Regions from separate parts of the Homo sapiens genome. Here region 2 is linked to region 1. The links are chromatin contacts, found by Hi-C or POLR2A ChIA-PET in ENCODE. All regions are on one chromosome and are shown on one strand. The core of a region is the stretch at or near the end of the contact, and the rest is flanking DNA. Distances in the headings are between cores, read along the strand shown. Region 1 holds the start of B4GALT5 (beta-1,4-galactosyltransferase 5). Region 2 has its middle 30 kb from the start of TRERNA1.

Region 1 (6,793 bases), core at 1,739-4,238:
TTTTTTTGAGGTGGAGTCTCACTCTGTTGTCCAGGCTGGAGTGCAATGGCACGATTTTGGCTCACTGCAACCTCTGCCTCTGCCTCCCAGGTTCAAGCAATCCTCCTGCCTCAGCCTCCCGAGTAGCTGGGATTACAGGCACGTGCCACCACGCCCAGCTAATTTTTGTATGTTTTAGTAGAGATGGGGTTTCATGTTGTTGGCCAGGCTGGTCTCAAACTCTTCACCTCAAGTGATCTGCCTGCCTCGGCCTCCCAAAGTGGTGGGGTTACAGGCGTGAGCCACTGTACCCGGCCTAAAACATAACCAATTTATTTTGATGCCTTGTTATTTCAGATAGGTCAGAAATAGAGACTGATCATTGGTACATAGTTTAAATGTAGGAAGGTTTCTCTTTCTCTGTCTATCCAGAACAGACTGGATGTTACAGAATGTTATGGTATAATTGTTAATTCTCTTAGTATTACTGTGGTTTTGAAGGATAATGTAATTTTCCTTAGGATTTGCTACTGAAGTATTAAGGCATGAAGTACTAGTAAGGCAACAACTTACTTTTTTTTATTGTTTTTTTGAGTCAGGGTCTCACTCTGTCTCCCAGGCTGGAGTGCAGTGGCGCTATCTTGGCTCACTGCAACCTCCACCTCCTGGGCTTAAGAGATCCTCCCACCTCAGCCTCCCAAGTAGCTGGGACTATAGGCACACGTCATCACGCCCAGCTAATTCTTTTGTATTTTTTGTGGAAATGGAGTTTTGCCATGTTGGCCAGACTGATCTCAAACTCCTGAGCTCAAGCGATCCATCTGCCTTTGCCTCCCAAAGTGCTGGGATTACAGGTGTAATCGCCCAGCCTACCTTTAAATATTTAGCAAAAAATAAAAATTTTCAACATATGAATATAGATACATACATGTGGAAAAATGATAACAATGATCAAATCCAGGTGGGGAGTGTACAGATGTTTCTTGTACTATTCTTTCAACTTTTCTGTATGTTTGAAAATGTTTCATAGATACGAGGGTTGGGAGGGGCCATTGTGTGGGCCAACAAAAACTATTTGCAAGTTAGATGATTCCGGCTAGTCTGGGATTTCTGGTCCAGGGCCTTACCTGCACTATTTCATCGAATCCACATCACATCCCCGTGGGGTGGGCAGCACTGGGTCCGATTCACAGGTGATGAATAGAGAAGCTCAGAGAGGTAAGTGACTTTCCCAGAGTCACACAGCCAGGAGATGCCAAGCCGAGATTTGAACTCACATCTATCTGAGTCAAAATTCTCTGCTTTCCTTTTTGATCGTTTAAGCCTCTTCTCTTCCACCATACCATTCTCCAGGGGTATTGAATTAGGTGACAGCTAAGCACTCTTACTATGTGCACTTTGCATGTATTACTTAAATCCTCGCAACAACCTGATGAGGTTGCTAATAACCTCCTCCATTTTACCGAGGCACAGAGAGTTTAACTTGCGTGAGGTCACACAGCTAACAATGGAAAAGCTGGGAGTCAGAGAACCTGGGCAGTGTGGCTCTAGACTCCCCACTTAAAGGATCAAAGAAACACTGTAAAAAGTAGAAATCACTTTAGGAATATAAATCAGAATTATTGTTGATTCTCACAGAATCCCTGCAAAGTCCTCTCCCCTCCCCACTGCTTCTGGCATTCCAAGACAGTACCCTAGTTTCAGATATGTCTACACAGGGACACTGGCCTCCTCAGTCCAGCTCCTTGAGGCTACTGCTTCTTGCCATAAATTTCTAGGACTGTTCATTGCCTTCTGAGGTCCTTTGAGCTGATGCTGATCTGAAAGCATTTTTTTGGATATGGTCCCATACCCAGGTGATGGGGATAGGATACCGATTTGCCTGCAGGATAAGAATTAGAGGTCATACAGACTGCTGAGACAGTTACAACCTAGAGGTCAAGGGCCTGACATGGGAGACAGGCCAGTTTTGATTTAAGCCCTTACTGCAAGGCTTGGGTGAATTGCCTTTCCATCTAGAAACCTCAGTTTCCTCATTTGTATGATAGTAATAATAACAGCACACATCTCAAGACTGGTGGGGGAATTTCATGGCATGAGTGAAGTCCATGTTTCTCAGCAGAAGTCTAGAGACATTGACAATTGTTATCATTATGCTATTTCTGATACAGTAGGATCCCTGACTACAGCTCCAAGCTCATCCCTATTTCCCCCCCTACTTCACTGGATTTTATCCATGTTGGCCTTGGATTCAACTCGGGGGCAGATCAGCCCTTTTCCTACCTCAGGGCCTTTACACCTGCTGTTCCCCCTGGTATGACTGCTTTTTCCCCAGCTTATTCAAAAAAGCTGGCGCTTTCTCACCCTTTTATATCTCAGTTCGTGTCACTGCTCAGTGAGGCCTTCCTTGACCACTCCAGCCTGCCTGCAATACATCCTCCTGTTTTATCGTATTCATATGTGTTACCAGTACCTGATATTACTAGCTGATTTGTTTCTTTTATCTCTCACATAATGTAAGTTTCAAGTAGACAGAGATTTTTATCGTTTTTTTTCTCTGTAGCATGCCCAGCGCCAACAACTGTGTCTGGCATTCAATAAATAAATGGTGAATTGAATGAATGAATGAATGAATGAATGAGGGTGTATACCAGGCCGAACCCCCAAGCCTTGCAGTCCCCACTCTTCTGCTGCAGTGGGCAACGAGATGAGTCAGACTTTGTAGATGGCCCCTTGGCCCCCGAGATGGGGGACGAGCTAGCGCGGAGCACTTGGGAGACATTCCCCGAAAGCCTGGGCGGTGGCCGCACTGGGAGAGGGTCTGTCGCCATTTGGCGATTACTCCATGCGGGCTGCTGTGGGCGCCGAGCGAGGGTCGGCGGCGAGCGCAAGCGCGCGGGTCTTTTGCGACGGTGCCCGGCGGCACTGGCCCCGCCTCCCGCGCGTGCGCCCCGCCTCCGCCCCCGCCGCTGCGCCCGCTCGGGGCCGCTCTGGCCCCCGCCCGCTTCATGTGGCCCGGCCCGCGACGGCCGGCGGCTGGGAGCGGCGAGGCGGCGGCGGCGGCGAGTGGCGGCCCGCGAGGCCCGGGAGGCGGTGGCCGAGGCCCAGGCGGTGGCGGCGGCGGCCCAGGAGGCGGCGGACGGGGAGCTGCGGGAGCAGGCCCGGCCTGGCTCTCTAGCGGCCGCCTGGCTGCAGCATGCGCGCCCGCCGGGGGCTGCTGCGGCTGCCGCGCCGCTCGCTGCTCGCCGCGCTCTTCTTCTTTTCTCTCTCGTCCTCGCTGCTGTACTTCGTCTATGTGGCGCCCGGCATAGGTAGGAAGGGGGCTTGGGACCGCGGCGGCTGCCGCTCTGGCCTTGAGGGACCCGGGGAATCCCCGCCCCTCCCTAAGGGGCCCCGGCCGGGAGGCGGCCCTGAGCCTGGTCCTCCGAAGACTCCGGAGTCCTGGCCCGGCTCTCGGGGACGCCAGGACATTCCTGCCCTCCGCACCCCAACAGGCGCCCGGGATCCCTCTCCCGCGCCAGCCTCCGGCCCACCCCGCCCCTCCTAACGCCACCCTCGCGAACCCGACTGTACCTTCACGCCCGCCCCTTGCTCCGGAACCCCCTTCCCGCTCTTGCCTCGCTGGAACTCCCACTTCCCGCTCCTCTGCTCGAGAACTCCCGCTTCCCCTTCCCTTCCCCGGGGTCTCCTCGAACCCCCATTCCCGGCATTCCCCGCACCCCAGTCCCCCGCGGCGCGCCCGCTCTTCGCCGAGCCCATGTGCCCGGGTCCCAGGCCGCCCCACCTTCTAGCTCCCATCCATCCTCCCCCACTCCCCATGACTCCATCGTTTCCTGCTCCCGTGAGCCCCCTCCCTCCCCTTTCTTCCTCTACTTCCCCTATTACATCCACCTCCAGGTCCTCCTCCCTAACTCACGTTCACCTCTTCAGTGGCCTGATCTCTCTGCCTGCCGGTGGCACCCCCCTTCCCCTTACAGAGGTCCACCCCCATTCAATCTCCTGCTAATCCCCTGAGCGTCCCATGCCTCTTCCCCATCTCCCCCCCCCCCACCTCGCGTACCCACAAGGGCACATCCTTGTCACCTTTGCCCCCAGCCCCCCAGACTTTCAGCCACAGCTTCTTTCTCAACTGAAGACCTGGGGAAGGGGTGCTGTCTGTGTTCTTTCTTCCACTTCTGCCCTCTCCTAGCCTTGAGGGTAGATGGTGTGGTTCTTCAGTATTGGATAGTGCCTGCTCTGCGGACAAAGGAGAAGTTTAAATTGTCCGTAGAGAAGGGGATATGATTGGGGCCTTTGGGAAATGGTACCAGGTGAGAAGGGGGAGCATGGAGGAAAGATGTAATGGGTACTCCTTCTTTTCAAAGTCTTATCCTTTAAAGGAAAGGCGGTCTCTGGAGAAACTGACCCTCCCACCCCTCCCCCGCCTGCCCCAAGCATAGTCTTTTATAAGACCACAGGGCACCAGTTAGGACAGGAAGAGATCAGAAGGAAAGACAGCATGAAGGTTAAGAGCGGAGGACACAGAGGTCAGACTTGGATTCCAATCTCTGCCCTGTATGACCTTGGGCAGGTTACTAAGCCTTTGCATTTCTCCTCTGTAAAATGGGAATGTGAGTCCCAATCTCATACAGTGTTAAGGATGGAAGTAGATACATGTTCTTTAAAAGCACTTACCACTGTACCTGGTGCTTGAAGAGTTTTAAAAATAAGTAAATAAAGGCAGCTATTACATGTAACTTCCAGGAAGAAGGGAGTTAGGTGGAACGCTTAAGGAATGTGTTTGCCTGACTTGGCATCACTATGAGGAAACCTCAGTTTATGGTGAAAAATGATCAGAAGATGCTGCTGGGGTAGGGGCAGGGAGAGTAAATTCTGCTAGAAAAATTTTGGATTATATGGATTTTAGGAAAGGGTTGATGGTTTAGCTGTAGGGAAATGCCTTTTAGGATTGTAGCAATAACTAGTGCCATTCTCTGTTGACCTGTCAACGCAGAACTAGCTGAATAGAGAAATTTCCAGATAGAGCAGGAGATCGTCTCCTGATTATTTTTTAAGCATATTTTACTTGTGGTTAATGTTGATGTTTTGAACTATCAACTAGATCTGGGAAGATAGAACAGGCAGCATCAGATTGCCTTGTTTACAAAGTGTCATCACGAAAAGTGTTCCTCTAGGAAGGCATAATATGTGGCCTGATGGATTTGATGAGTAGATTGTAAAAGGGTTGGGATTCTGGCAGAACAAGAAGAGATAACTAATTAGTGGAATTAACTGAGAAAAGAGTTCATTAGCATGTTGGCTATTAGACTCTAATAAAAATGGGTGTGAAAAGATGGGATTTGGACCTAGAGGCAGTCTTAGAGCCATAATCCTTTTTTTCTCCTTTTGTGAAAGTGACAGGTACTTCTGGTCTGAGTCCATAAATCAGCTATATCTAAATGGAAAACTATATCCCACTGGGATGGTAATCACCCTTTTGATAGAAAGGTTAGAAGCCAGATTCTTCAACAGAAATGGAACTTATCAATTTAATTAAGATTCCTCAACAGTAGATTTTTAGGTCAGTGGAACCCCTGTGTAAAGCGATGTGCTACTGCCATGCCTAGAATCCTATATCACTGATAGCTGAAAAAGAGGCAGAGCACTTACATTTTCATTAGTACTGTATCCCCTTGAATGTAAGCCTTCTGAAGGGGAATTCTACTTAGGATGGAAATTTTGTTCGTGAGAAAGGGGAACAATAAAAAAAGGATGTGGAGTAGTTACATTTAGCTGTTTGCCCTTCCTACTAATTTTTTTTTTTTTTTTTTGATAGAGAGTCTCTGTTGCCCAGGCTGTCGTGCAGTGATGCTCATAGCTTACTGCAGCCTTGATCTCCTGGGCACAAGGGATCCTCCTCCCTCAGCCTCCTGAGTAGCTGGGACTCCAGGTACATGCCACCCTGCCTGGCTAACTTTTAAAACAGTTTTTTGTAGAGACAGGATCTCACTATGATGCACAGGCTCTGTTGAACTTAAATTTTTAGAATGTCTAGCTTTGGACAGTGGGGCGGCAAATTTTTTCAAGGTTAAGGCAATCTGGAGAAATAGAAGGTTGTTTTGTGTTCCTTGGGTTATGAAGACCTTATTTGAATAGTTATTAAAATGAGCTTAGAAAATAATACTAGGTTGGCTGGGTGTGGTGGCTCACACCTGTAATCCCAGCACTTTGGGAGGCTAAGGTGGGTGGATCATGAGGTCAGGAGTTCAAGTCCAGCCTATCCAAGATGGTGAAACCCTGTCAGTACTAAAAATACAAAAATTAGCCGGGCGTGGTGGCAGGTGCCTGTAATCCCAGCTACTCAGGAGGCTGAGGCAGGAGAATCACTTGAACCCAGGAGGCAGAGGTTGCTGTGAGCCGAGATTGCGCCATTGCACTCCAGCCTGGGTGATAGAGTGAGACTCTGTCTCATACACACACACACACACAAAAAAAAAAAAAAGAGAGAGAAAATAACAGAAAATAACATTAGGTTGAGCCATATGAAATTTCTGTTTTTGCAGGTCAAAAACAGTTGTATATCAGCAGTTTCATGTAGTTCACTTTAATAAATTTCCCAATGACAATTCTGTTTTCTGGCACAGTGGAATTATTGGACTTATATTTCCTTCTAGGTTTAACTTTTTCCAGTGCTTGCTTTTGATTTGCTTTGTATACCCTGTGGCTACATTGTGCTCAAGGGCTAGAGATATCATCACTCCAAGAGATTCAGAAATAGTAGACTTGAATTTGAAATAAGAAAAATCATGTAGCTATAAATGTTATGAATTGTCCA
Region 2 (6,793 bases), core at 2,006-4,505, 360 kb before region 1:
TCGAGACCAGCCTGGCCAACATGGTGAAACCCCATCTCTACTAACAATACAAAAATTAGCTGGGCGTAGTGGCACGTGCTTGTAATCCCAGCAACTCGGGAGGCTGAGACAGGAGAATCACTTGAACCTGGGTAGCGGAGGTTGCAGTGAGCCAAGATCAAGCCATTGTACCAGCCTGCGTGACAGAGCCAGACTCTGTCTCAAAATATAATAATAATAGGCCTGGCGTGGTGGCTTACGCCTATAATCCCAGCACTTTGGGAGGCAGAGGCGGGTGCATCACTTGAGGTCAGGAGTTCAAGACCAGCCTGATCATCATGGTGAAACCCTGTCTCTACTAAAAATACAAAAAATTAGCTGGGTGTGGTGGTAGGTGCCTGTAATCCCAGCTACTCAGGAGGCTGAGGCAGGAGAATGACTTGGACACAGGAGGCGGATGTTGCAGTGAACCGAGATCGCGCCATTGCACTCCAGCCTGGGAGACAAGAGCAAAACTCTGTCTCAAAATAATAATAATAATAATAATAATAAATAAATAAGTAAATAAAATAAAAAATGGTGTCTAGGCCGGGCACGGTGGCTTAAGTCCGTAATCCCAACACTTTGGGAGGTGAGGTGGGAGGATCACTGAAGCCAGGAGTTCATGACCAGCCTGGCCAACATAGTGAAACCCCGTCTCTACTAAAAATACAAAAATTAGCCAGGCGTGGTGGTGCACACCTGTAATACCAGCTACTCCGGAGGCTGAGGCAGGAGAATCACTTGAACTCGGGAGGCGGAGGTTGCATGGAGCCAAGATCACACCATTGCACTCCAGCCTGGGTGACAGAGTGAGACCCTGTCTCAAAGAACAAAACAACAACAACAACAAACAGTGTCCAGCACAAAGTCTGACTGTGTAAACTGAATGAATGAATCACTCCTCAGGGCTGGGCCTGGCCTTCCTCTCTTGGTGGGTCACATGGACCTGTGAGGCCACTGGCAGTGACAAGGGAGGGGTCCCAGTGGCCCCGTGGGGCCTCCTGTTCCCTCTGCCCTGCATGCAGGGAAGCTGGGTGGCTGGGTCAGGGGGCAACAGATGGACTGGCTCAGAAGCCTGGCCTTCCCTGGCAGGAATTTTGAGAATCAGATCTGAGCAAGTCCCCCTTACACCCATTGCCAGCCATGAAAGAGAGCAGACGGGGGTTCCACGACCCAGGGTTGTCCATGGTGGGCAGGAAGCTAAGATGGAAGCCACTGCTTTCTGATTGGCCAGGGAAGGCCTGTGCCTCAGATTCTTCAGGGTCACCAGCAGAATCCAGAGAAAGCACAGGCCACAGTGGCTTGGAGGATCCTGGAGAGGCCACCCACCTTCTTCAGAAGCTGATGGCACCTTCATTCCCTAGGCCTGGCCCTGGGGCTGGCTTCATCTTGGGGTTCCCAGTGGGAGATTCTAGTGCCCCTGCCAGGAACCAGGGGAACTGATGTGGCATGCCAAGGACATTGATTAATATAACAGTGATGTCAATACCTCACCCTCAGTCCAGGATGCTGTCTGATAGGTGACAACTGATACTGGTTGGGTAGGTGTGGTGATATGAGATTTCCCACCACCCCCCCTTTTTTTTTTTTGAGATGGAGTCTCGCTCTGTGGCCCAGGCCAGAGTGCAGTGGCGCGATCTCGGCTCACTGCAGCCTCTGCCTCCCATGTTCAAGCGATTCTCCCACCTCAGCCTCCCAAGTAGCTGGGACTACAGGTGCGCAACACCATGCCCGGCTAATTTTTATATTTTTAGTAGAGACAGAGTTTCACCATGCCGAAATTCCCTTTTAAAAATACCCTTCGGCAGGCGGGCACGGTGGCTCATGCCTGTAATCCCAGCACTTAGGGAGGCCCAGGTGGGCAGATCACTTGAGGTCAAGGAGTTTGAGACCAGCCTGGCCAACATGGTGAAACCCCGACTCTACTAAAAATACAAAAATTAGCTGGCCATGGTGGTGCGTGCCTGTAATCCCAGCTACTAGGGAGGCTGAGGCAGGAGAATCACTTGAATCTGGAAGACGGAGGTTGCAGTGAGCCGAGATTGTGCCACTGCACTCCAGCCTGGGAGACAGAGTGAGACTGCATCTCAAAAAACAAACAAACAACAAAAAAAACCCAGCAACTTTGTCTTGGCACAGTGGTTCATGCCTGTAATCCCAGCACTCTGGGAAGCCAAGGTGGGCAGATCACTTGAGTCCAGGAGTTTGAGACCAGCCTGGGCAACACGGCAAAACCCCCTCTCTACAAAAAATACAAAAATTAGCTGGGCATGGTGTTGCACACCTGTAGTCCCAGCTACTCGGGAGGCTGAGGTGGGAGGATCGCTTGAGCCCAAGAGGTGGAGGTTGCAGTGGGCCGTGATTGTGCCACTGCACTCCAGCCTGGGCAACACGGCGAGACTCTGTCTCAATAAATAAATAAACATATACATAGATATAGATATAGATATAGATATACACATATATATATACACTTAAGTAAAAACCAATTATCTAGGAGCAAATGTCAAGTAAAAGTACAGGTAGGGCTCAGATGCGGCAAAAAATCATGTTGGGGTAGGAGCCTGAGTAACATCAGCGAGCGCATACAGGTTTATCCTTTGGCCTCTGGCCCAGCTGTTAATGATATATTCATGTTTATTATCTGCCCCCTCCCACCCCCACTAAAATGTCAGCTTCAAGAGGGTAGGGATGAGGCCAATTGTGTTCACGGCTGTGTTCCTGCCATCTCACACAATGTTGGGCATACAGTAGGTGTTCAGTGAATACTTGTGAATGGGTGAATGGCTGGCTGGAAGGCCATGCATGAGTGAATGAGCGGAGGTGACACCTTCACATCCTCTCTCCGCCTCGGTGGATGCCAGTGCAGGCCCAGGAGTCAGCCGTTTCCACTACCAGCTGTGTGGCCCCGGGAGGGCTCCTTAACCTCTCTGTGCGTTTCCGTTGCCATTTCGCCGGGTTATTCTAAGGATTACGTGTGGTTTTACATGGTGTGGGCTTCTTGCAGTCCTCGGCACGGAGCACCCCTCCGTAAATGTTATTTCGCTATTGTTCTTTCCTTTCCTTTCGGTGTATTCTGCTTATGTATTCGCTATTGCTCTTCCCCATCTCACCGACCAGAAGAGTGAAGCTCCTCCCCGCTCTCCTGGCGCCCGGCTTCCCCGTTCTGGCTCGGGCCTGCACGCCCGCCCTTGGCCAGCAGAGGGCGCTAGCGCTCTAGGGACCAACGCTCCGGCTGGGCCGGGCCACGCGTCATCTCTCAGCCGACCCGAGGCTGGGGCTGGAGGAGGGGACAGGCGTGACCGCCGGGGCAGGGGTGGACCACCGGACATCTGGGTGTGTGCCTTTGGCACAGCGGGAGCCTGCTGGAGGCTCCCAAAGCGGAGTGGGCAAGCTTTTTCCCCCAGTGCGCTTCCAACCCTTTTTCTTTCTTTCTTTCTTTCTTTTTTTTTTTTTTTTTTGCGACAGGGTCTCTTGTCGCCCAGGCTGGAGTGCAGTGATGCGATCACGGGTCACTGCAGCCTCCAACTCCTGGCCTCAAGCGATTCTCCTTCCTCAGCCTCCCGGGTAGCTGGGACTACAAGTGGGCGCCACCACGCCCAACTAATTATTTATTCATTTAGAGACAGGGTCTCACTCTGTCACCCAGGCTGGGGTGCAGTGGCATGATCAAGTCTCATTGCAGCCTCAACCTCCTCCTCAAGCAATCCTCCTGCCTCAGCCTCCTGAGTAGCTGGGACTACAGGTGCAGGCCACTGGCCAATTAAAAAATATTTTTTTTTTTAATTAGCCGGACGTGGTGGCGGGTGCCTGTAGTCCCAGCTACTCAGGAGGCTGAGGCAGGAGAATGGCGTGAACCCGGGAGGCGAGCTTGCAGTGAGCTGAGATCACGCCACCGCACGGCAGCCTGGGTGACTGAGCGAGACTCAGTCTCAAAAAAAAAAAATTTTTTTTAGTAGAGACAGGGTCTCGCTGTGTTGCCCCGGCTGGTCTCAAACTCCTGGGCTCAAGTGATCTTCCTGCCTTGGCCTCCTAAAGTGCTGGGATTACAGGCGTAAGCCACCATGCCTGGCCTCCAACCCATTTTTTGCCAAGGACCAGCTGAGACTCAGAAAGGGTTGTCCAAGGTCACCCAGCAGGTGGGGGTAGTGGGGGTCATGCTGTGAATACAAGGCTTTGAAGCTCACATACCTCAAGGACCTGATAGGGGCTGTGGAGAACACAGGACTGACCACCTTTGCCTCTAGAATGCTGGCCCACATGGCCAAATCTTCCAAGTCTTCAAGAGAGACAGGGACATCAGGATGTAGTGAAATGTCTCGATTTTTATGGTAGCAATGAATTAAAGGCTTTGTTTGTTTTTGTAGAGCCAGGGTCTCATTATATTGCCCAGGCTGGTCTTGAACCCTTGGCCTCAAGCGATCCTCCCGTCTTGGCCTCCCAAAGTGCTGGAATTACAGGCGTGAGCCACCACTTCTAGCCTTATTTGTTTATTTATTTATTTTGAGATGGAGTCTTGCTCTGTCGCCAGGCTAAAGTCCAGTGGCGCTATCTCGGCTCTCTGCTACCTCCACCTCCCGGGTTCAAGCGATTCTTCTACCTCAGCCTCCCAAGTAGCTGGGACTACAGGTGTGCACCACCACACCCGGCTACTTTTTGTATTTTTAGTAGAGATGGGGTTTCACCATATTGCCCAGGCTGGTCTCAAACTCCTGACCTCAGGTGATCCGCCCACCTTGGCCTCCCAAAGTGCTGAGATTACAGGCATGAGCCACCATGCCTGGCCGCCTTTTTTATTTTTAATCACAGTTTCCACCTCTGAGCAACCTTGGAGGTAGCTCACCTCTTCCTCCCTTGGAGGAAGGTGTTTTGAAACAAAACCATCCCCCTGGTTTCTTCACCTGCCTGCCTGAGCTTCTTTAGGCTTCAGTTTACCAGTGACTGCATCTTCCAGGACTGCGCTACCCAGGACATCCCCTCCCTCTGGGTTAGGAGCCAGTCTCCATCCCTGAGCTTCCCCAGTAGAGCTTCCATTTGTTCATTTGTCCATTCATTCATTCAACAAGCATTCATTGAGTGTTTACTGTGTGCCAAATACCGTGTGTAGGGACATGCAGTGATGAGACAAAACCCTCCCTTCGTGGAGCTGATATTTGAATGGGGGAGTTAGACAACAGACAAAGAAGGAAATGCACTAGGTTCTTTTCCAGGCGTTCAGCACATACCCAAGTAAAGGAACAGAGGGCAGGCAGGCAGCAGTGGGCAGGGGGCCTCTTGGAGGAGGTGACCCCAAGTGAGGAGGAGCTGCCAGCCCTGGAGTCTGGTAGGTATTGTTCCAGGCCAAGAGAACAGCAAGAGCAGAGGCCCTGGGCGGTAAGATGCAAGTCACATTATCACATTAAGTCCACAGCACAGGGGCTGGGCGCAGTGGCTCACACCTGTGATCCCAGCACTTTGGGAGGCCGAGGCAGGTGGATCACCTGAGGTCAGGAGTTCGAGACCAGCCTGGCCAACATGGCGAAACCCTGTCTCTACTAAAAATGCAAAAATTAGCTGAGCATGGTGGTGGGCACCTGTAATCCCAGCTACTCAGGAGGCTGAGGCAGGAGAATCGCTTGAACCTGGGAGGTGGAGGTTGCACTGAGCCGAGATCATGCCACTACACTCCAGCCTGGGTAACAGAGCTAGACTCTGTCTCAAAAAAGAGTCTGCAGCACATGGCATGCAATAGACACTCTGTAAACAGATGGATAAATGGACAGATGGATAAATGGACAGATGGATAAATGGACACATGGATGAGCTTGTGGCCTTGGCAGCCCCCTCTCTTGGCTTGGTTGCCCACATCTCGCCCTGGGGGTGGACATGGACACCGCCTGGCACAAGGAAGTGGCTCAGTCAGCTCCGGGGCTCCCTGAGCTGCACCCCAGCCCAGAGTGGGGGTCTCCCCTCCCAACAGCAGCAGGAGCTGTGGACTGGCTGCCACGCCCCAGCCATTCACAATCTGGGGGACACTTCCCCTGACCTGGTCCAAATCCCAGCTCTCCAGGGTCACCCTGACCTACAGACCTGACCACTCTGAACCTCAGGCAAGGCCACCATCTGCCCACGCCAGCCCTGCCTCTTTCATACTCTTCCCTGCCCCCAGTGGCTCAGGCGCCCAAGCCATGGGTTCCTTGGAATGTAATTCTTTTTCTTCCCAGAAGCCTGGGCCGTTCACTTCCGGCCACACTGCCCTTGGTGCCTTCCTGACCCTTTGCTTTACAAACCTGACACGGTGGCCAGAGGCTTAAAGCCGGACCCAGCCACACCACCTGGCCTCCCCATCGTGCCATGGCCCATCTGTCAGCATCCTGCCCTGGGAATCTGACTGTAGACACCAGGACCCTCCACAGCCGTTTCCCACAAACCCCTGCTGGGAACATGCCTACCTGGCTGTGCCATCCAAAGGGCACTGCCCTCTACAGCTTACAGGCTGATTCCAAATCCTAGAGCTCCCGCTTCACCAGGGGCATGTTGGTATCCACACTCCAGAGCTGCCCATTCCACAGATATTTAATGAGCAGCTACCGTGTGCCCAGCACTGCCCTAGGCCCAGCAGACACAGCGGGGAACAAAATAGTCAGAAAACGCGGCCCTCGTGAAATGGATGTTCTGGGAATGGTGACAGTCAGGGCAAAGGACTAGGGAGAAACAGTAAACAGATGAAAAAGTAAACCATGTAGAAGATGAGATGGTGATAAATGCTATAGAGGGAAACAAGGCAGGGAGG

Evidence for each region. Hi-C counts contacts between places; a loop is a spot of excess contacts on that map. ChIA-PET counts read pairs that join two places held with the same protein, here RNA polymerase II (POLR2A). Pooled maps may share reads with other maps.
Region 2: a pooled map shows a loop between it and region 1 (3-fold over the local background). The contact joins the enhancer-like site here to the promoter of B4GALT5 in region 1. A Hi-C loop is called at or near these places in 2 of 50 pooled maps. POLR2A ChIA-PET finds 5 or more read pairs at or near these places in 4 of 52 experiments (A673, GM12878, K562 and 1 more).

Annotation. Positions count from the first base shown.
Region 1 is chr20:49,710,073-49,716,865 of GRCh38, reverse strand. It overlaps B4GALT5 (beta-1,4-galactosyltransferase 5), which reads left to right and starts at 2,988. Exons shown (of 9, transcript NM_004776.4): 1 at 2,988-3,290. The coding sequence starts at 3,176. RefSeq lists silencers at 2,776-3,105, 3,396-3,515.
Region 2 is chr20:50,067,878-50,074,670 of GRCh38, reverse strand. No RefSeq gene overlaps it. Among named protein-coding and RNA genes, the nearest start is that of TRERNA1, 30 kb to the right of the region's middle. RefSeq lists enhancers at 596-1,105, 1,106-1,615 and a silencer at 3,112-3,351. Within about 2 kb of position 3,255, at least 3 of the 41 ENCODE cell types and tissues checked have a DNase peak (open chromatin) inside an H3K27ac peak, as active enhancers do.